Regions from separate parts of the Homo sapiens genome. Here region 2 is linked to region 1. A link is a loop called in an ENCODE intact Hi-C map of the cell type or tissue named here. Cell type or tissue: dorsolateral prefrontal cortex. All regions are shown on one strand. Links, peaks and the distances in the headings refer to the core of each region. The heading gives the core; the rest is flanking DNA. Region 1 holds the start of LOC124900940. Region 2 has its middle 15 kb from the start of LINC02213.

Region 1 (9,926 bases), core at 3,368-5,867:
CTCGATCTCCCGACCTCGTAATCCACCCGCCTCGGCCTCTCAAAGCACTGGGATTACAGGCGTGAGCCAACGCGCCCGGCCCAAAAAGCCACTTTTCAAACTGCCCAGCCCCACTTCTGACTCTGCAGTCTCCAAATAGATTATTTTCTTAAAAGAGATCATTTTACTGTTATCAACTTCTTACACTTAAGGTCCCTAAAAGACACAGTGAAAAGCAATCATGAATCAGGCCCCACGAAGCAGTCACACTAAATTCCCATTTAGAGAAACACTCACACTACAGAGGTGTGTGATTCAGGGTAAGTTGTATTTGGTGCCAGAATTTTAAAGAGCACTATTTTGACATTAAAATGTATTCTTCTCTGTATTAATGGCCTACATCTTCAGAGTTTTCAATGCTTTCTAAAAGTTTCCTCTTTGGAAAGAAGAAATCTGAAAGACCTATCATGCCGTTCTTCCTGGCGTCTCTAAATTGGAAACAGATAAAGATATTTATTGGTAATTTCTCATCATATACTTAGTAACATTTTTATAAAATGCGATATAATTTAAAAGGTCTACTTTTAAAAACTATTTATGGTTGCTCATCAGTAATTCTTACTTCCAAAAATAAAGCATTCTATTTTCTTGTGCAAAGTGCACCAAAACGTATAATAAATGTAGCTTTATTTCTAGGTGAAAAGATGGGTGCTATATGCATAGGTTTTTCTTTTTTGATGACTTGTGATCTCAGGAAAGTGGTGGGAGAAGTGGCTGCTGCACAGGGTCCCAGTTCTTTGGAGGCTTGGGACATGGATTTGGAATGAGATGGAACCACCCATGTCCCAGGTGGCTCTGTCAGGCGGAGTAGCCGCATCAGAGAGCACAAAAGAAGAGAAGAGGTGCGCGGATCGGGCAGGAGAAGGGGCCCAGCATGACCCGGATGGCGGTGCAGAAGCAGAGGCTGTGGGCACCAGGAGGAGAGCTGGGGACAAAGTACTGTGTCGTCCATGTGACTGCAGACACCAGCCAGGATGGTGTCAAGAATAAGGCGGACAGAAGGGATGGCTTGGGAGCTGCGGTCTTCCACGAGGACAGGAGGGTTGGAGTGACAGTGGATGACAGAGGAAGGAGGAAAAAGAGGGACCATGGAGTCCAGAGGCTCAGCCCATGGTGGGCAGAGGGGATGTGAGTTTGAAGGAAGGAGAGGAAACGATGTGGAAGGGACAAGGAGACGAGGACGGCTGGGACAGGTGGGGCAGGGCACAGAACGCAGGCTCCACTGGCACAGGAAGGGAGGCGGAGGCTGGCGGATCACTTGAGCGCCAGCTCCTGGTGCTGTGGCCTGCATCCTAGGTGGCATCATGGCCGGTTGGAAAGGGTGGGAGGAGGGGACAAGACTCTGGGTGGTGATGACAGGCCAGGGGGCTTCTCAGGAGGCTGAGGCGAGCAGGGGTGTGTGCTGTGCCAGAAGGCGGCCCTGGGACCAGCCCCCATTGGTCCCTATCCCTGGCTTACTGTCCTCTTGGCACTGAACATGACCTACTGTCTTAAAATCTGCTTGTCTGATGTCTGTCTGCTCCACAGGGCAAAACTCCAGGGGTCAGGGCGTGACCTGTTCACTGACTACATCCCCGGCACCTGCGCCAATGCCTGGCACAGAGCAGGTGCTCAATAAACTGTACTGTGGGCAATTCGAGATGAGAGGTGTGGGGCTCAGGGACAAACCATAACCAGCACTTGGGGGGCAGTGGTCCCAAGGGGAAGTGCCGGGAAGACCTCAGGGACCCCATCTCCCTTGGGGCTGGAGCCTGGAGGACCTGGGCCCTTTCCTGCCCTTGCACCTAGAAGGCCCTTTCTTGCTGTTAACCAGGCTTACTCTGCAGCACCACAGCTCCCCGGACCCTGCGGTTGTCACCACCACCTCTGCCCACCCCACCAGCCCTGGGCTGCTCTCTCTGCCTCCCCATAGGTAGTGCAGGGTGCAGAGTCAGCACCCAATGATGGTTTAGGGAATGAACAAATGAGAACTTCCGCAGGACCCAAGAGCTTTGTTCCTTTTTACTCTGCATCTTGTCTTTAAAGGGAGGATTCATTAATCTTGTTTAAAAATGTTACAGGTGATCAGAACACTGGACAATATATTCCAACGTTAGCTCCAAGTCATGCTTCAGAGCAGAACCAGCCTTACATCACATGCAGCCTGGTGCAAATACAACATAACATGCAATGTGTCGGGGTCATATAGCAAGTTCATCAGAGTGAGAATTGCGTGGCTGATGTCAATGACATCCTCAAGTTTCTGCAAATGATCCTGCATCCGTGGCACTACTGTCAGGAGGTCCACCAGCAGTAATCCATGTCTACGTTTCATTGTGGAGAAATGAATTCTATCTCACTTTTTAAGTTATTATTATTATTATTATTATTATTGTTGTTATTATTTGAGACGGAGTCTCGATCTTGTTGCTCAGGCTGAAGTGGAATGGCACAATCTCGGGTCACTGTAACCTCTGCCCCCCCAGGGCTCAAGAGATTCTCTTGCCTCAGCCTCCTGAGTAGCTGGGATTACAGGCACCCACCACCACACCTGGTTATTTTTTTAGTAGAGATGGAGTTTTGCCATATTGGCCAGGCTGGTCTCGAACTCCTGATCTCAAGTGATCCACCTGCCTCGGACTCCCAAAGTGCTGGGATTACAGGCGTGAGGCACCGTGCCCAGCCTCTATCTCACTTTTTAACATGCTACAATTTAGTACCACCTGACATGCTGTACATAGGAATCAGGATAGATCTGGGATAAATGAGTCTTAATGACAAGATACATTCTCTCCCTCTAAAGTCTAAAAAAACCTGAGCCTCAGCCCACATGGGTGGGAGCCACGGGAGAGGTCGGGCTCCCTTCTGAGGTGCTGCTTGCTTTCGCTGATGGCCTTTGATCTGCGGCTCCACTTACACACACCCTGAATACTATCAGGTGTGCCTAAACCTTCTGCCAAACACGGGATTCGTTGGGACAAAGTTATTGCAGACAAGGGATGTGATATTGTGAAATATATATTTGGTCTTCAACCCCCGCTCCTGGCATACAAGTAAAATCTGTGGAATCTCCAAAGTGAGTTCTTTCTTTATGCTTGTGATTGGCTGATGGCCCAGGTAGCTTCAGGATGGGGCTGGTCACTGGAGAGCCCAAGGCAGGATTAGAGGGGTGGGACTTTCAGCCCAGCCCAACCTTGGAGGTGGGGAGAGGGGCTGATGGCTTAGGTGATCACTATTGGCCAATGATTTAATCAATCACAAAGCTTCCAGGAAAAAGAAACCCTAAAAGGACAGGGCTTAGAAAGTTTCCCGGAAGCTAAACACATCGAGACCAACAGGAAGGTGAACAAGAGCTCATTTGCGGGCAGGGAGGGGATGTACCTCAACTCCATGGGGGCAAAAGCCCCCATGCTCCAGACCCTTCCAGACCTTGCCCTTTGTCTGTCTTCCTCTGACTGTTGGTAGCCTTTAAAATATCCTTTGTAATCAAATAGTAAACATGAGTGTTTCCCTGAGTTCTGTGAACCATTCTAGCAAATTAATTGACCCAAGGAGGGGTTGTGGGAACCCTGATTTAGAGCCAGTCGGTCAGAAGCACAGGCAAAATAACCTGGGGCTTGCAACTAGCATCAGAAATGGGGCAGGGTGGGGGCAGTCTTGGGGACTGAACCCTCAACCTGTGGGATCTCAGGCTATCTCCAGGTAGACAGGGTAGAGACGGAATGAGAATGCACAGCTGGTGTCTGCTGCAGGACCACTTGCTTGCTTTTTGGTGAGGAAAAACCTCCACACATTTGATCATAGCAGTCTTCTGTGTTGATTATTGTTGTGGTGAGAGAGCAAAGGAAAAACTGAGTTTTTCCCTACAAGGGGGAAGTGAAACAGGAAATTCTCCCATGGTCAACATACCTGAATCCTAGAGAGGGTGCATACTTACATATTTTCCTTTAGAGAGGCAAGGTAGGATTCCGTCTCCAAGGGAGACACATCTGAGTCTAATCTGGCCAAGTAGCGGTAAACGTAGGAAAACGTCTTGAAGGGGATGCGAGCGGGCCCGCCCTCCGGATCGTCCGTGAGGATCTCGCACAGGTGCTTCAGCGCAGTGTTCAAGGACTGGGAGCACCACAGCCAGGTGGGGAGAAAAACAGTTACTCCTGGCATCACTCACATTGAAAGCAGGCATCAGCAGAATCAACACTCTAGCATATTTGACAGAAATTCTCCAAAAAGTATGTGCTCCATCTGAACTGAGAACTAGGTGAATGTACAATTGCCATAATGAAAAATGAAAAGGAAAGGTTCGAATGGGGTGCAATTGACCAGGAAAAAATTCTAATTCACAGATCTTATTTTCTATTAAAATAGAAATGACTGTTACAGACAAAAGGAAGCATCAATGTCTTGAAAACCAACTTCCTAAGCTAATGCAGAACTGTGCAGCCCCATCTGGCCCGGAGACACACCCGGGGACGTGCCCAGGGGCTGAATGAACTCTGCCACCAGCCAGAGGTGCTGCCTGCAGAGGGCAGGGCTGGCAGCCAACGGCCTGCATGCCTACAAGGAAGCCCTGGGTGTCTGCCAATGCCTGCCCACCGAGCAGAAGGGAGGGCTCTGTCCGGGCTCTGTCCTGGCTCTCTCCCTGTTCACACAGAAGGCTCTGGGCTCTGTCTCAGCTCCAGAACAGCAACCGGACTTCCTCCCTGAGACCGTTCATCTCCCTCACACTCTTCCAAACTGCTGGGCTCATCCCAGACAGCAGCCCACCCTCTGCTTTCAGCGGGAAAGCCCATCCTCTGAGCAGCCTTCCTGCCTCCACACGGCAGACACTTTTAGCACCTGCCCTCCCAGCCAAGTCCCTGCGGGGGTGGGGGGCAGCTAACAGGCCAAGGTCGTCTTCATGAGACCAGAGGCTGCATGGCGCTGGAACTGCAGGGCCTGGGCACCAGGGCTCCCCAGGGCCAGCCCATGGCCTCCCACCTCCAACTTGCTCAATTCATCCTTGTTGAAAAAACATGAGCTGTTTGTGTGTTTGTTTCAAGAAGGTGGGAGAACCATGTAACATAAGATTACTATCTTTTCAAAAGAGAACACATAGCCCAGGTCTCCTTTTCTCCTTCTGCACCAAGACATCATGACCTGCAGCCTTCAACACCCTGGCCAGGGTAAGCTGTGGGGGCAGGTGTCCTAATTCCGCAGCTGGCCTATGGGACCCTCCCCTCAGTCCCCACCTCGAGTCCCTTCTGTGAAGGCCGTCCTTGCCAGAGTGGCTATCTCATACCTGCCTGGATGGTCACGCTGCCTACTGATGAAGGTGAGCTCACACAGGTGGCTGCTTAAACGTAACCCCCCTCGCCAACACACACACATGGCAACAGCCCTTCATTCCCTCCACGTTTGCCAAGTGCCTGTTACACACCAGGATGTAGCAGTGAACAGACACCTAACGCCTGCTCATGTGGAGATCACAGTCAAGTGGGAGAGCCACAACACCTGGATTCTAGGGTGCTCTGGAAGAGGGCGTGCCTGGAGCAGCAGGCAGGCAGTGCCGGGGTGGAGGATGACATTTTCAATCGGGTGGTCAGGGACGGTCAGAGCAGGGAGCATGTAAGCACAGACCCAGGGGGAAGGAGCCAGTCATGTGGGATGCTGGGAGAATTCCAGGGGCACTTCTGTGTGCTCCAGAAACAGCCAGGAGCTCCAGGTAGCTAGAGCAGGCCATGGAGAGGCAGGGATGCGGGAAATGAGGTCAGCGGGATGGGGTGGGGGCAGATCACGGAGGTCTTTACAGACCCAGGGAGGACTTGGGCTTTGGCTGGGGTCTATGGGAAGGTGTCAAAGGGTTTTAAACAAAGACGGAGCACTGTAGAGTGTTTCTAAGGAGTCCTTCTGCCGATGTGTGAAGAGAAGTGATGAGGGTGGAAGGCAAGAACCCAGTGATGAGGGTGGAAGGCAGGAACCCAGTGATGAGGGTGGAAGGCGGGAACCCGGTGAGGAGGGTGGAAGGCGGGAACCTGGCAAGGAGGCTGCTGGAATAATCCAGCCAGGGGCCTGGGAAGGGCCGGACTCAGCCTCTCCTGAAGGTGGAGTTACCAGAACTCACTGGTGGTTGCATGTGGGCAGAGACAGAACCATGAAAAGTGGTTCCAATGTTTGGTGCCTGAACAGCTGCAAAAGTTCCAGAGAGAAGCTGAGTTTGGGGTGGCTTCCACTGACATGTCTGTCAGGCGCCCAGTGGAACTGGTGACTCAGGTGGCTACTTAGTAGGCCTAGCGCTCACGGAGGAGACTTGGGAGCATGGGCGAGATGGGGTATACAGGCGGGGTGGTGTATACAGGTGGGGTGGTGTACACGGGCGGGATGGTGTACACGGTGGGGGGATGGGGCATACAGGCGGATGGTGTACACGAGGGGATGGTGTACACGGGGGGATGGTGTACACGGGGGGATGGGGCATACGGGGGGATGGTGTACATGGGTGAGATGGTGTACATGGGCGGGATGGTGTACACGGGGGAATGGTGTACACGAGGGGATGGTGTACATGGGGGGACGGTATACACGGGTGGGGTGGTGTATACAAGGGGATGATGTACACGGGGGGATGGTGTACATGGTGGGGACGGTGTACATGGGGGGATGGTGTACATGGTGGGGACGGTGTACATGGGGGGATGATGTACATGGTGGGGACGGTGTACATGAGGGGGATGGTGTACATAGGGGGGATGGTGTACATGGGGGGGATGGTGTACACGGGGGATGGTGTACATGAGGGGGATGGTGTACATGAGGGGGATGGTGTACACAGCGGGATGGTGTACACAGCGGGATGGTGTACATGAGGGGGATGGTATACACGGGGGGATGGTATACATGGGTGGGGTAGTGTATACGAGCAGGACGGTGTATACAGCCGAGCCCCACGAGGTTGCCGAGGTGGGAGGACAGTGCATGGACACGCTATACCACCAAGAGCTGGGGAGATGAGGGACCAGCATGGGGACTTGAAAGGCGCAGCCAGGAGGGAGGCTGCTGGTGAGTGAAGAAAAGCATTTCCTGGTGGAGAGAGCAATCTCCTGTGTCAAAGCACACAGGACAGGACAGGAAGGACAAGGACTGGCGGGTGGCACAGGATTTCCTCGGAGCCCGGTGCTGTGCTGGAGCCGGCTCATGAGCCTACTGCTAAGTTTCCAGCAGTTGTGTGAGCTGGAGGACTTCACCTTGGCAGCCTGAACTCAGCAGCAGTGGGAGTATTTACACCACATCGCTTGGCAAACATGACTGAGAACCAGGACCTTCCCGAGCAGGGTGGTGCCCTGCAGGCTGCTGGGGTGGGGTGTGAGGGCAGACTGAGAGCTCCTGCTTGCAGCAGCCACGGAGGTGGCTGACATCCCTGGGGAATCGCCTGCAGGGATGAATCTAGGGCTGTGCTTCCAAGGGAAGCGCAAGAAACAAACACAGGAGGGCCAGGGTGGAGCACCATCCTCACGGGGGAGCTGCAGATGCAGGGAAAGGGCCGCTGCAAGCCAGGCCTGGACTGTCCAGCTCCACAGTGGCTGTGTCAGGAATAAACCCCACATCCTCAGGGACAGGAAAGGGCTCTGAGGCCGCTCCAGGCTATGGGACAAAATGAGCCTTCCCTACAGAACACCATGGTCAGAGCAAGGCTGATAACACAGCCCGCTGTCCTCCTCTGGGAGTGAGAATAATGACAGTCACCTCGTGTGGTTACTGCGAGGAGCAGACAGACACCTTGGCCAGGCCCAGAGGGGCTCAGCAATCACCCAAGTCACCCAGCCAGGACTGGAGCACAGCCGGTGGGCCTCTGAGCTCACCCCAGTGACTACTCCATTTTATTATGTCTAGCAGCCGCCAGGCGGGCTCTGGGAACAAGACCTGGGGCACAGACGTCGCCTATCTGAGGACCCAGATATTTGGCTGCAGGAGATGGAGCCCTGAACAGAACTGATCTCCCTGTCCCCAGCGGCCTGATGGGGCAGTTCCTCCCATTTCCACCCCCTTCCCATGCCAGCAGTGCTGGTGGCGGCTGCACCTGATGCTGCCGAGGTGGACGGCACGGTTAGGGGGTGAGTGCAGCTCCCAGGGCAACATGATGCTCTCTCTAGGAAAAGTGCAGAACCTGCTCCGTGGAGCTGCAGGCACCGCTCCAGGACCACTGCACACGTGGCTCCTCTAAAAGACTGTCCCCAAGACAGGACTTGCTCAAAGCCGAGTCGTGTATTTCACAATCCATGTTCCTTGCTTGAAACTCTCAAAGACATGTTGTTATGATGGGATTTGCTTTTACACTGGACACAAATGGAAGTCCGTCACCACCGTGTGCAGGACTGCGGGGCCTCAGGAAGGATGAGTCGGAAAGGAAGGAGTTGGCGTGGATGGAGCAGGCAGATGAGATCTGTGTAACGCGCCGTTCCAAGGCTTCAGAGGAAGCGGTATTTAAGGAAAAATACATCAAAACACTCGAGCATCACTTCCTCTGCAAAGGCGTGATGACACTACCCATGTCAACGTTTCTGACAATAAGATCTGCAGCAATTTTTATATCCAGAAGGATTCATAAGGCAACTTGCTCCATCTTGTGCTGCGAGTCACATTTCTTAACATTTGTTTCTCAATTCCAAAGGCCTGTGGGTGGCACAGTCACTTGCACAACAGCCAAAAGACCCTCTCCTTGGCATGGCTGCCCCATGCTGCCGTCTGCTGTGTGGCTGATTTATTCTCCCATGTGCGATATGTGCTGGGCAGAGGTGACTGGCAAGCTGCACTTATTTTTTTGTTTGTTTTTTTGAGATGGAGTTTTACTCTTGTCACCCAGGCTGGAGTTCAGTGATGCGATCTTGGCTGACTGCAACCTCCGCCTCCTGGGTTCAAGCGATTCTCCTGCCTCAGCCTCCTGAATAGCTGGGGTTACAGGTGCACACCACCATGCCCAGCTAATTTTTGTATTTTTAGTAGAGACGGGGGTTTCACTATGTTGGTCAGGCTGGTCCCGAACTCCTGACCCCAGGTGATCCACCCGCCTTGGCCTCCCAAAGTGCTGGGATTACAGGCGTGAGCCACTGCACCCAGCCAAACACTTAGTTTTTAACCAAGTATTTACACCTGATCCATAATCTGAAATTCAAGTGGAGATGAGTGAAGAGCACAGGCACGAGGGCACCCACTATTTTCCGGGCATTTTCGGCATGCCAACTCTGTGGGGTTTTTCAGTTTCCAAATTATAGCTGCTCTCATGATGATATGAGGCCCCTCAACAGTCACCTCACACCTCCCCAAGGGCACCTCTCAGCTGGCATGGAAATGAAAATAGGCCCGTTTTACACAGAATCAGAACAAAGGAGGTCCCCCTCTGAGGCACAGCTGCCTGTGCTGGGGGTAGAGACTGGACTTCCAGTGAAGCTGTGCCTCTGACCCAGCACTGGTTTTTAAAAGCCTCTGACCCAGCACTGGTTTTTAAAAGCCTCTGACCGAGCACTGGTTTTTAAAAGCCTCTAACCCAGCACTGCGTTTTCAAGAGCTTAAGGGCCTTTTCATCGAATTCTATTATCCTCTAGAGTTTCCTAATTTAAAACCATTTCTGGGGCTGACAGCAGGTAAGGGTAGGAGGCCCTGAATGGGAAGGAGCAGTTCACCCCGTGGCTGGGGTGTGATATCCTGTGCAGGACAGGGATGGGGAGGCCACAGCGGCCCGCATCAGCGGCCCATGGGAATCTCCAGCGGACAGGGCAAGGTTGGTCAGGGGAGCGTGGCCCCTGCCTCTTTCCCACAGAGGGAGGGACATGAGCAATCAGGGGAACTGGAGCTGGGGCCAGGGGAGTCAGGAGCCTGAGCGGCTCCTTCGTCTTCAGGGACAGCTTCCTAAACACGCCTGTGGCCTCAGGCTCCCA
Region 2 (9,926 bases), core at 2,418-4,917, 78 kb before region 1:
TCTAATGATGATAATGCATGTTCCTTGCCTCTCAGCAGCTCCAGGGAACTCAAAGCATTTTGCAGATATTATCTCATTAGTCCTGACTCTATCCCCAGGTACTTTGCAGACATTATCCTGCATTTTAAAAATGATCGCAGCTCAAAATGGAAAATGACACCAAATCTCCTGCAGCTCTCTCTTTTTTAAACACTGTATGTAAATAACTAAATGCAGGTATTAGTCTAGATTCTTGGTTGCAGACAACAGAGCTCTCACTGCAGCTAGTTTAAGCAAGAAAGAGATTAAAAAGATGCTGAATAGCTCACCAAATTTCCTGGAGAGAGGGAGAGTCTGGTTCACAGGCTGTCCATCCCAAAGCTCATTGCTGCAGGGTTAAAAAAAAAAAAAAAAAAAAGATGCTCTTCAAAAAAAATAGTTTTAGATTTACAGATATATTGAGCATATAGTTCAGAGTTCCCATATGCCATGCCCCTATTATTAATACCTAACATTAGTATAGTAATTTTGTTATAATTAGCGAACCAATACCGACGTATTATTAGGAACTAAAGTCCCTAGATTATTCGGATTTCCTTCGTTTTTACCTAATATCCATTTTCTGTTCCAGGATCCCATCCAGGGTCTCACGTGACATCTAGTCATCATGTGTCTTTAGACCCCTCTTGCTGTGACAGTTTCTGACTCGGGGTTTTGGATGATCTTGGTGGTTTTCAGGAGGACTGATGAGGGATATTGTAGGATGCTCCTCTATCAGAATTTGCCTGATTTTTTTTTCTCACGGTGAGATGAAGGCTGTGAGTTTTAGTGGGGAAGACCACAGAGGCAAAGCTCCACGTGTATTGCATCACAGCAAGGGCACACCTCGTCAACCCGACTAACGCTTGACCTTGACCATGTGACAGGCGGCGATGGTCAGGTCTTCCCATGGCAGTGTTGCTCTTTGCCCTCCCCGTTCCTATGCTGTGCTCTTTGGAGGAAAGTCACTATGCACTGCAGGGGCTCACTTCGTCTACTTCCAGAGTCTCCGGTTGGAGGAATGTAAAATATAATTGCCTTAATCCTTAGCAGGGCCTTCAGGGTCCTCCTGGCATCCCTCCACCCTGCTGGCTTCTTGGCTAAATTCTTTCTGTGCTTCTCCTGATGGAAGGTTGGCATCGTGTCTCCATCATTCACGCATCCTCCAGGGGACCCCACATGGTACCCTGCACACAGTAGGCCCTTTACAAAGCTCTAAAAACTTTGAATAGAACTGGATTTCATCTAATAGTTAATACCAATCTTTCATAGGCTGCTGGTAGGTGAGTGAGGGTGAGGGCCACTGGAGCAGAGAGGGACGTAGCTGGTTGAATGCTCCAACCAGAGCAGTGGACAGGCCCTAGGGTTCTCATCTGGACCCTGTACCATCTGCATTTTAAAAACCTACTTGGGGCCAGGTGTGGTGGCTCACATCTGTAATTCTAGCACTTTGGGAGGCAGAGGTGGCAGGATCATTTGAGGCCAGGCCTTTGAGACTAGCCTGGGCAACATAGCAAGACCCCATCTTTATTATTTAAAGAAGAAAAAAAGAAAAAGAAAATAAAAACTTACTTGGCAGAAGACTGACTTACTTAACTGAGAGTTTCTCTTTTCTTTTTTTTTTTTTTTTTTTTTTGAGATGGAGTGTTGCTCTGTCGCCCAAGGTGGAGTGCAGTGGCATAATCTCAGCTCACTGCAACCTCTGCCTCCTGGGTTCAAGTGATTTGCCTGCCTCAGCCTCTTGAGTAGCTGGGATTATAGGCACATGCCACCATGCCCGGCTAATTTTTTTTTTTTTTTTTTTTTTGTATTTTTTTGGTAGAGATGGGGTTTCACCATGTTGGCCAGGCTAAGTCTTGAACTCCTGATCTCAAGTGATCCACCCGCCTCAGCCTCCCAAAGTGCTGGGATCATAGGTGTGAGCCACCATGCCTGGCCTGGATTCTTCCTTACCCCCACCCCCCCGCCCCCCTTATCAAGGGACAGAGACTCTCCTAAGACTCGAAAGTTAGAGGGTGGAGTTTCCTGTCATCGGAGTAATAAATTAGGAGGTGACAGAACTTCCTAATGCCCGAGACCCTGACATGTGGTTCGGACAGGCCTTGGCAACCCTGAACTGGGTATCCCGTCGGTGCAAAGCATCGTGGAATGAACTAGAGGAGGCCTGTGCCATAGATCAGGTCTCCCGTATCTGCTGGTATGGACTGAATGTTTGTCTCCCCGCCAATTCTTGTGTTGAAGCCCTAACCCCCAGTATGATGGTATTAGGAGATGGGGCTTTGGGGAGGTGATTAGCTTTAAATGAGGCCATGACAAAATGAGTGCCTTCGTAAGAAGAGACTCCAGAGCGCTCTCTCTTTCTCCATCATATGAGGACAGGGCAAGAGGGCAGTCACCTACAAGGCAGGAAGACATCTCTCATCAGGAACTGAATCAGCCAGAACCTCAATCCTGGACTTCCAGAAATAAATTCCTGTTGTGTAAGCCACCCAGTCTGTGGTATTTTGCCATAGCAGCCCAGCTGACAAAGACAGCAGTTTTCTCTCTGGTCCTCCACTGCGCTGGCTTAGTGCTTTCTCTAGCTCACTGAATCTTCCCACTCACACAAATCTGACCAGCCTTGGATCTCTCACGACTCCTGTTTCACCTGCTGACCATGTTGCAGCTTTAACTTTTGCTCCAACCCAGTCAGTTATCACAACCAGGAAGACGACCAGCCCAGTCCTTCCCTTCCTGTTCAGCCCTCTGCGTGTCAGTGTGTTTCTCAGGCAGCCGCATGAGTTTCTCTGGGGTTGGGAGCCCATCCACTCTTGACCAACTCAGCTGAAGCCAAGAAGGGGCCAGTAGGGCCTGGGAGCGGAGCACGCTCTTTGAGATAGGGCTGTGGGCATTCCCAGCAGTCAGGTCTCCAGGTCAACCCAAAGACATGGGACTAGGCTTGCCTGATTTGCTGCTGAAACATGCCCAGCAAGGTTTCCAAATCACCTGGGGAAGTGGGGCTGGGGGACTCAGCCAGCACAGTGGACCATGATCCAGCCTCAACTGCAAATGCCTCAACTCCAGCCGCGTCTCCACTAGATTTTCCCTGCGGAAAGGGTAAACACAGTCGGACCTGTTTCACAAGAATACACGCCTATAAAACCAGACTAAGCTAATTGTTGGATGTATCCTACTCCAGTCTGGATGTTATCAGTCTAACTTTCAAATGACTTGTTTTACATGTTTGGATGTGTTACAGGAACGAAGGGGGGAACGGAGTAATCCTACAGCGAATGTTTACAGTGACTCCTTGGAGGTAGCACAACATAAGAAATCATGAGGAAGAACATGAATTAGCCTGCCATGCCATGGAGGTGTGGGTCGGGTTGCTCCCTGCATCTGCGCTTCTGCGACAGCAATCAGTCATCTCTTTCCCTGCCAGAGCCCCACGCATGTGGGAGGCGTGGGGAGGTTCTATTTGTTCCTTTTCCACCTTGCACAGCATGTTCTTCTAGCAAGGAATTTATTCCCAGCTTAGAATCAGCATTTCATAGCAGGCGTGGCATGGAGTCGGCGCCCACTGCCCACTCTCGCTCCATGCTGCTCCCCCTAGGTGGCTGCCTACAGAGAGCACACCAAGCCAAGGATCAAAGGCTGCAAAGGGGACGCCAAGCCCAGGCTCGGGGGCTGCAGAGAGGACACCAAGCATAGGCTCGAAGGCTGCAGAGAGGATGCCAAGCCCAGCCTCAGAGGCTGCAGAGAATACGCCAAGCCCAGGCTCAGAGGCTGAAGAGAAGACGCCAAGCCCAGGCTCGGAGGCTGCAGAGAGGATGCCAAGCCCAGGCTCAGAAGCCCAGAAAAGTGTCAGGAAGAAGACTGGTTCTTCCAGGTGGAGGTGGGGACAGCCAGAGATCCTGACCCCTGATCAAGGCACCAGGAGCCCCCAAAACACTCACAATCCATTCAGAAGTGTGGGTTCCTGCCCACTGTGTGTTCACACACCCATCCTGACTCACGCACCCTCACACCCACACACCCTCACAGTCACTCACGCACACACTCAGCCTCGCTCATGCAGGCACACACTCTGACACACTCACATCCAGTCTCTCTCACACTGTCTCCTACATGCACAACATAACAGGGCACCGAGAGGGTCCCCAAGAGGGTCCCCAAGAGCCTCCCTCCAGGGCTTTCCTGTGCAGGACTGCAGGTGGTCACCAAGTCCAGTTCGCTCCTACATTCTTATGGCCACCATCTGGACTTCTAGGGTCTGGGCTTTTGCCCCGAAACTCTTCCATCTCCTGGAAGCATCACTCAGGTCACTGGATGATAGAGAGTAACAGGAAAGGCCAGGACTTGGGGATGGACATGGTCCACACTCCAGCTCTCCTGAGTCACAGCACCTCACCTCACCATGAGTTTCCCTCCCACCTCTGGGTTTGTGCGGTGGGCAGAGAAAGACAAAGGGGGTGCCCAGGATGTGGGCATCCTCACCGTGAGGCAGCATCATGGAGCTGGAGAAGGGGTGACTTCCTCCCCACCGACTGCAGCAGCCCTCTCTCTGCCCACTGGCTTCAGGCCCTCTGGCACTGCACAGGCTCCCCTGGGACAGTCTGGGATGTGCCCTCCTTAAAGGGATGGACCTGGATTCCCTCTGTAACTGGCTCCTCTCCCCAGAGTCTTTGAGGGCGGTAGGAATGGTGGCCTGGGATGCCTTGTGGGGCATGGAAGAGCCAAGGAGGGACTTTCATTAGCCTGAACAGAGAACTTCCCTGCCGGGAGAGTTGTCTAAGAGCTGCAGCAAATGATGAATACCAGTGTCCTTCTGTCGGAGCCCCTTGGGGAGCTGTTGGCACAGGGGGGCCCAGAGCAACGCCTGGCTCTGAGGGCCTCACCAGGATTTAATGAGTTAACGTGAGAAAGGCTTATCAGGACCTGTCACAGAGTGACTGCGGGATTACATAAGCATTTGCTTTAAAAGGAAAGGAGAGAAGCCACAGCAGAAAGGGACATGCAGGCTTTGGGGTTCCAGTAGAGCATAACACTCGAACTCTTCAGTGAGCAGTAGCAGGGGAGAGACCACAGCCCCTCAAGACATGCCGGTGTCATGCATGTGGCTGACAGTCTCTTCTGGAAGGCAGGGGAGCCTACTCGGTGACAAGAACAGTTGTCAGGTCGAGGAGGAGAAGCCATGAGATGCTTCGTGAATTTTGCTGAGTGCAATCTTTTCTAAATTTGGAAATGGACTTCCTCTGTGGGTTCTGTTTTTTATTTTAACAATATCAGTCCCTGGGAGGTTCTATGAAACACATTTCAGGAAGTTGAAATGAATGCAAAATTATTTAAGATCGTCACCTAGGTAATGACAGATCGTCAAACATGGCAATTCTCCCAGTTGAAAACGAGATAAGCTAAGTAGTGTATTTTCAAATGTTATGGCTGGGTTTGCTTCCATTAAAGTCTGGAAAGTAAAATTATAATAAAGTCTGGTTTGAGAACAAATAACATTTAAACCTAAAAAAAAAAAAAAAACAACAACAACAGAAAAAAAACAAAACACAAGAGGAGAGACAGGATCACTGAAAAGGCCACACCCTCCAGCTGCAGGGACCCAGTACTGCGATGACAGAGGCCAATTTCCATGGTCTTGTGTCTGTCAAAGGAGCCAGGCCGAAGGATGTTACAGAGAACAGACCTGTGGCTGTCAGGGACTGGGCCAGAGGTGGGGGACCCTGCAAAGGAACATCATTTGGAAGGGATTTTTGGAGGTGATGGGTCTGTTCTCGATCCTGAATATAACAATGATCACATGATTGTATGTATTAGTCAAAAATCATAGACCAGTATATCATGTAAATTACATACTATTATACACTATATTATACTACATAGATTATACTATCTCATTTTATAAAATGATAATAATATATATATACACCAGTAAATTATACTACATAATTCTGTTCCAAATTGTATCATAGAATTATATGATACTATCAATTATATTATGCTACCTAAAGAAATATAAATAAAAATTGTATTTCAATAAACTGACTTTAAAAGAAGACATTAGGCTGGGCGCCGTGGCTCATGCCTGTAATCCGAGCACTTTCGGAGACCAAGGCAGACGTATCACTTGAGGTCAGGAGTTTGAAACCAGCCTGGCCAACATGGTGAAATCCCATCTCTACTAAAATACTAAAAGTACAAAAAATTAGGCCAGGTATTGGTGGCAGGAGCCTGTAATCCCAGCTACTTGGGAGGCTTAGGCAGGAAAATGGCTTAAACCCAGGAGGCCGAGGTTGCTGTGAGCCAAGACAGCACCACTGCACTCCAGCCTGGCAACAGAGCGAGACTCCATCTCAATTAAAAAAAAAAAAAAAAAAAGACATTAGGGATGGGTGAGGTGGCTCGTGCCTGTAATTCCAGCACTTTGGAAAGCCAAGGTAGAAAGATCACTTGAGCCCAGGAGTTTGAGACTAGCCTGGGCAACATAGGGAGGAGAACTTGTGTCTACAAAAAATAAAAAATTAGCCAGGTGTGGTGGCGCATGCCTGTAGTCCCAGCTAGTCGGGAGGCTGAAGTGGGAGAATTGCTTGAGCCCGAGAGTTCAAGGCTGCAGTGAGTTATAATTGCACCACTGCACTCCAGCCTGGGTGACAGAGCAAGACCCTGTCTCAAAAAAAAAAAAAAAAGACATTTGGAGGGTGGGTTGTCACAGGCGGCACCTTTTCTGAGAGCCAAACATCTTGCCCTGCTCCCCACTACCCTTCCACCCCACCCACGAGGGCTGGATTAGGGCTGGGTTTGCCACTAGACAGCCTGACACCCTTTGTTTCCTGAGAAGGGACGTCAAGGGACAAGGTTGCCCCGTAAACATCTCCCTGTGCCATGTCCAGGCTGGGGCATCCCTGATTTTGTCACCTCCTGCCCTCCCACCCAGGTCTGTGTCCTGAGAGGCCAGGAGCAGCCTCAAGTCTCCAGAGGACAAGGGGCAGGGCCATCCCTAAGCTGACGCTCCCACCACACCAGGGTCCCCCTGCCCGGGTTCCCTGTACCTAATTACATGGGGACATATAGTAATACGAATGGCGGGAGCTGCGGGCCACCCTGTGACTCTGCTGTCACCGTTCTGCCTTGGGTGCCTCCTGCCCTGAGGGCTTTGCATCCTTCCTTTTCACAGCTACACAGCAGATGTTATGTCCCCAAACAAACATCCCGGAATTCCTCTCTGAGAACACGAAGGCCTCGTCACAGGGAACGAGCTTTTGAGGGAGGAACGTTTGGCTTATGAATGAAATGGCTTGTGATGGGCAGAAAAAATACTTCGAGTGAATTTCAAAAACAAAAACAAAAACAAAAAACCACTTAGTGTATTTTCCGCCGACAGAGAGGAATTGGAATGGGTTCACTCAAGGCTTCCAGATTCTACGTAACCTGCTCACTACTGAGCTGAGACAACCACATACTTTCCCTTATGGCTGTGTGTGGGCACGTGCGTGCACATATGTGCCTGTGTGTGCACGTGTGGGTCCACACAGCTGCTTTCCAAAGTCACTGAGCTTGCTCCCTGGCTCCCTGATGAGAAAGATGGGAAAATGAGTAAAATGACATTTCACAGCCATCTTCAACATTCTGGCTTTTTCAGCACTGAATGCCTCCTCTGTAGCAGAAGAAAGCTGTGCTGCTCTTCCAACCCAGGCCTCGCTAACCCCGGCTTCAAGAGGCACAGATGTCTGTATGTGTGTCCCTGGCACGTATTATGGTACTTCCACAGCATCTCTGGAAGGCCCCCACCCAAAATGTTTTCCCCCAGGGCTCAATGATGTCAACAAGAGAGACTCATTCCCTGGGGTTCTTCTCCTAGAAAGCTTTTCTTCCCCCTCGCCAACCCCCGCACCCCTCTCTCTCTCTCTTTTTTTTTTTTTTTTTTTTTGAGGCAGAGTCTCACTCTTACTACGCCGGAGTGCAATGGCACGATCTCAGCTCACTGCAACCTCGCCTCCCAGGTTCAAGCAATTCTCCTGCCTCAGCCTCCCGAGTAGCTGGGACTACAGGCACTCGCCACCACGCCCAGCTAATTTTTGTATTTTTTGTAGAGACGAGTTTCACCATGTTGGCCAGGATGGTCTCCATCTCTTGACCTCATGATCCGCCCGCCTCGCCCTCCCAAAGTGCTGGGATTATAGGGGTGAGCCACCGCGCCCAGCCTTTTTCTTTTCTTTTTGGACAGGATCTCGCTCTGTCACCTAGGCTGGAGTGAAGTGGCGCAATCTTAGCTCACTGCAGCCTCGAGCTCCTGGCCTCAAGTGATCCTCCCACCTCAGCCTCCCAAAGCACTGGGACCACAGACGCCACAACCTCACGGGCTATGATGCTTTTCTGAAATGCACAGGCTGTTGGCAGGGCCGTGGTGGGCACACGGGCTGTGGGGCCACTCACCCACCTCCACGCCCCCTCCACCTCTGCCCTGGCGCAAGAGGCCCTAGGACCCTCCCACCATTCCCACCCAGAACTGTGGGAGGGTCCTCTCCTCCCAGCTCTTCCTCCAGGACAGGACACTCCTCTCCCTGCTGCAGGCCCCTCTCCTCCTGGAGGGTCCCAGGAGGCAGGTGGGGAGGGGAAGAGACCGATCCCGGAGGGGAAAGGGCGAGGCAGAGACAGATCCCCCGGACCTCACCATTTTGTGTGTAGGATGAGTTTCTAAAATGGCTTAGAAACTTAAAAACCAAACAGATCCCAAAGCCTCCCTGCTTTTTATAGAACATCAGTCCCTGCTTCCAAATTAGCAACCCTTAATCTCCTGCCGCTCTAGTTCTGAGGGGCCCTAAGCTGCTGGGTGAGGACTCAGCCCTGCGTTAGCCAGCGGGGTGGAGACGCTGGCAGAGGAGGGGAGGGGACCCGGGGACGTCGGGGGCGGGGCGAGGAGGGGACCCAGGGCGCGGGTCGGAGGAGACGGAGGGCTGGGGGAAGGGGTGGCGGGGAGAGAACTACAGTTAGGGGGAGAGGACCAAGGGTGCTGGGGATGGCGTCAAGTGGAGGTGGCTTCGAGTGGAGGTGGCTTCAAGGAGGACCCCAGGATAGGGAGGGCAGGAAGGGATCGAAGGTAAAGAGTTGGGGGCCTGCGGGGGGGACCCTAGGGGGCTTCCTGGCCTGGGCCCAGTGTGTTCATATCCTGGGGCCCCCATAACCAAACATTACAAATTGGGTAGCTTAAAAACAGAAATGTGTGTTTCTCACCGTTCTGGGGGCCAGAAATCCAAACTCCAGGTGTCAGCAACACTGGTTCCTTCTGGAGGCTCTAAGGGAGGACCTCTTCCAGCCTCTCTGCCCACTGCTGGTGGCCAGGCCAGCCTTGGCGCTCCTGGCTGTGGCCACACAGCTCCTGTCTCTGCCTCCACTGCCACAGGGCCTTCTCCCCTGTGCCTGTCTTCAAAGTGCCCCTTCTCATACGGACGCCAGTCATAAGGATGAGGACCCCCCTGCTCCAGAATGGTCTCATTTTAACCAACCCCATCTGCAAAGACCCTATTTCCAAATAAGGCCACATTCTGAGATATGAATGGATATGAGTTTTGGGGGGACATTATTCAACCCAGCACATCCAGTGTCAGGACCACCCACAAGCCCAGACAGAAAGCCCGGCTGATTCCCTCTCACTGTGTCTAAGAGGCAGGTTGTGCCAAGAAAAAGCCTCCCCTTTAGATTGGAAGGAGTGAAGGTGTCATGAAAGCTGAGTCACCTAATGGGTGTTGATGGGGACAGGCCCTTCAGCAGCCTCTCTCCACCCCAGGCAGTCCTCCCTGACTCTCTGTGATGACCACGCCTTTCCCCAAGCCCCTGGGGGCTTCATTCCCTTGGTCCTATCCCAAGAGTTAGAGCGCCCACCTTCAGAACTCCTCCCTCCTTTAAATGACATTAAATGA

What was found. Peaks named below come from ENCODE experiments on the same cell type or tissue, not always from the same donor. Only the 100,000 strongest peaks of a DNase experiment are listed, where the experiment ranks them.
Region 2: a loop joins it to region 1, with 3 times the contacts of the local background. A loop is called at or near these places in 7 of 110 quality-filtered maps.

Annotation. Positions count from the first base shown.
Region 1 is chr5:10,455,389-10,465,314 of GRCh38, reverse strand. It overlaps ROPN1L (rhophilin associated tail protein 1 like), which reads right to left. Exons shown (of 5, transcript NM_031916.5): 4 at 3,956-4,131; 5 at 289-467. The coding sequence ends at 368. LOC124900940 reads right to left here and starts at 3,949. Exons shown (of 1, transcript XM_047417967.1): 1 at 474-3,949. The coding sequence starts at 1,345. The coding sequence ends at 620. RefSeq lists an enhancer at 6,763-7,622. In dorsolateral prefrontal cortex, for the core only: no CTCF peak of the experiment used is centred there; a DNase peak (open chromatin) is centred at 4,594.
Region 2 is chr5:10,532,426-10,542,351 of GRCh38, reverse strand. No RefSeq gene overlaps it. Among named protein-coding and RNA genes, the nearest start is that of LINC02213, 15 kb to the right of the region's middle. RefSeq lists an enhancer at 8,864-9,831. In dorsolateral prefrontal cortex, for the core only: no CTCF peak of the experiment used is centred there; DNase peaks (open chromatin) are centred at 3,471, 3,761 and 3,994; H3K27ac peaks cover 2,500 bases.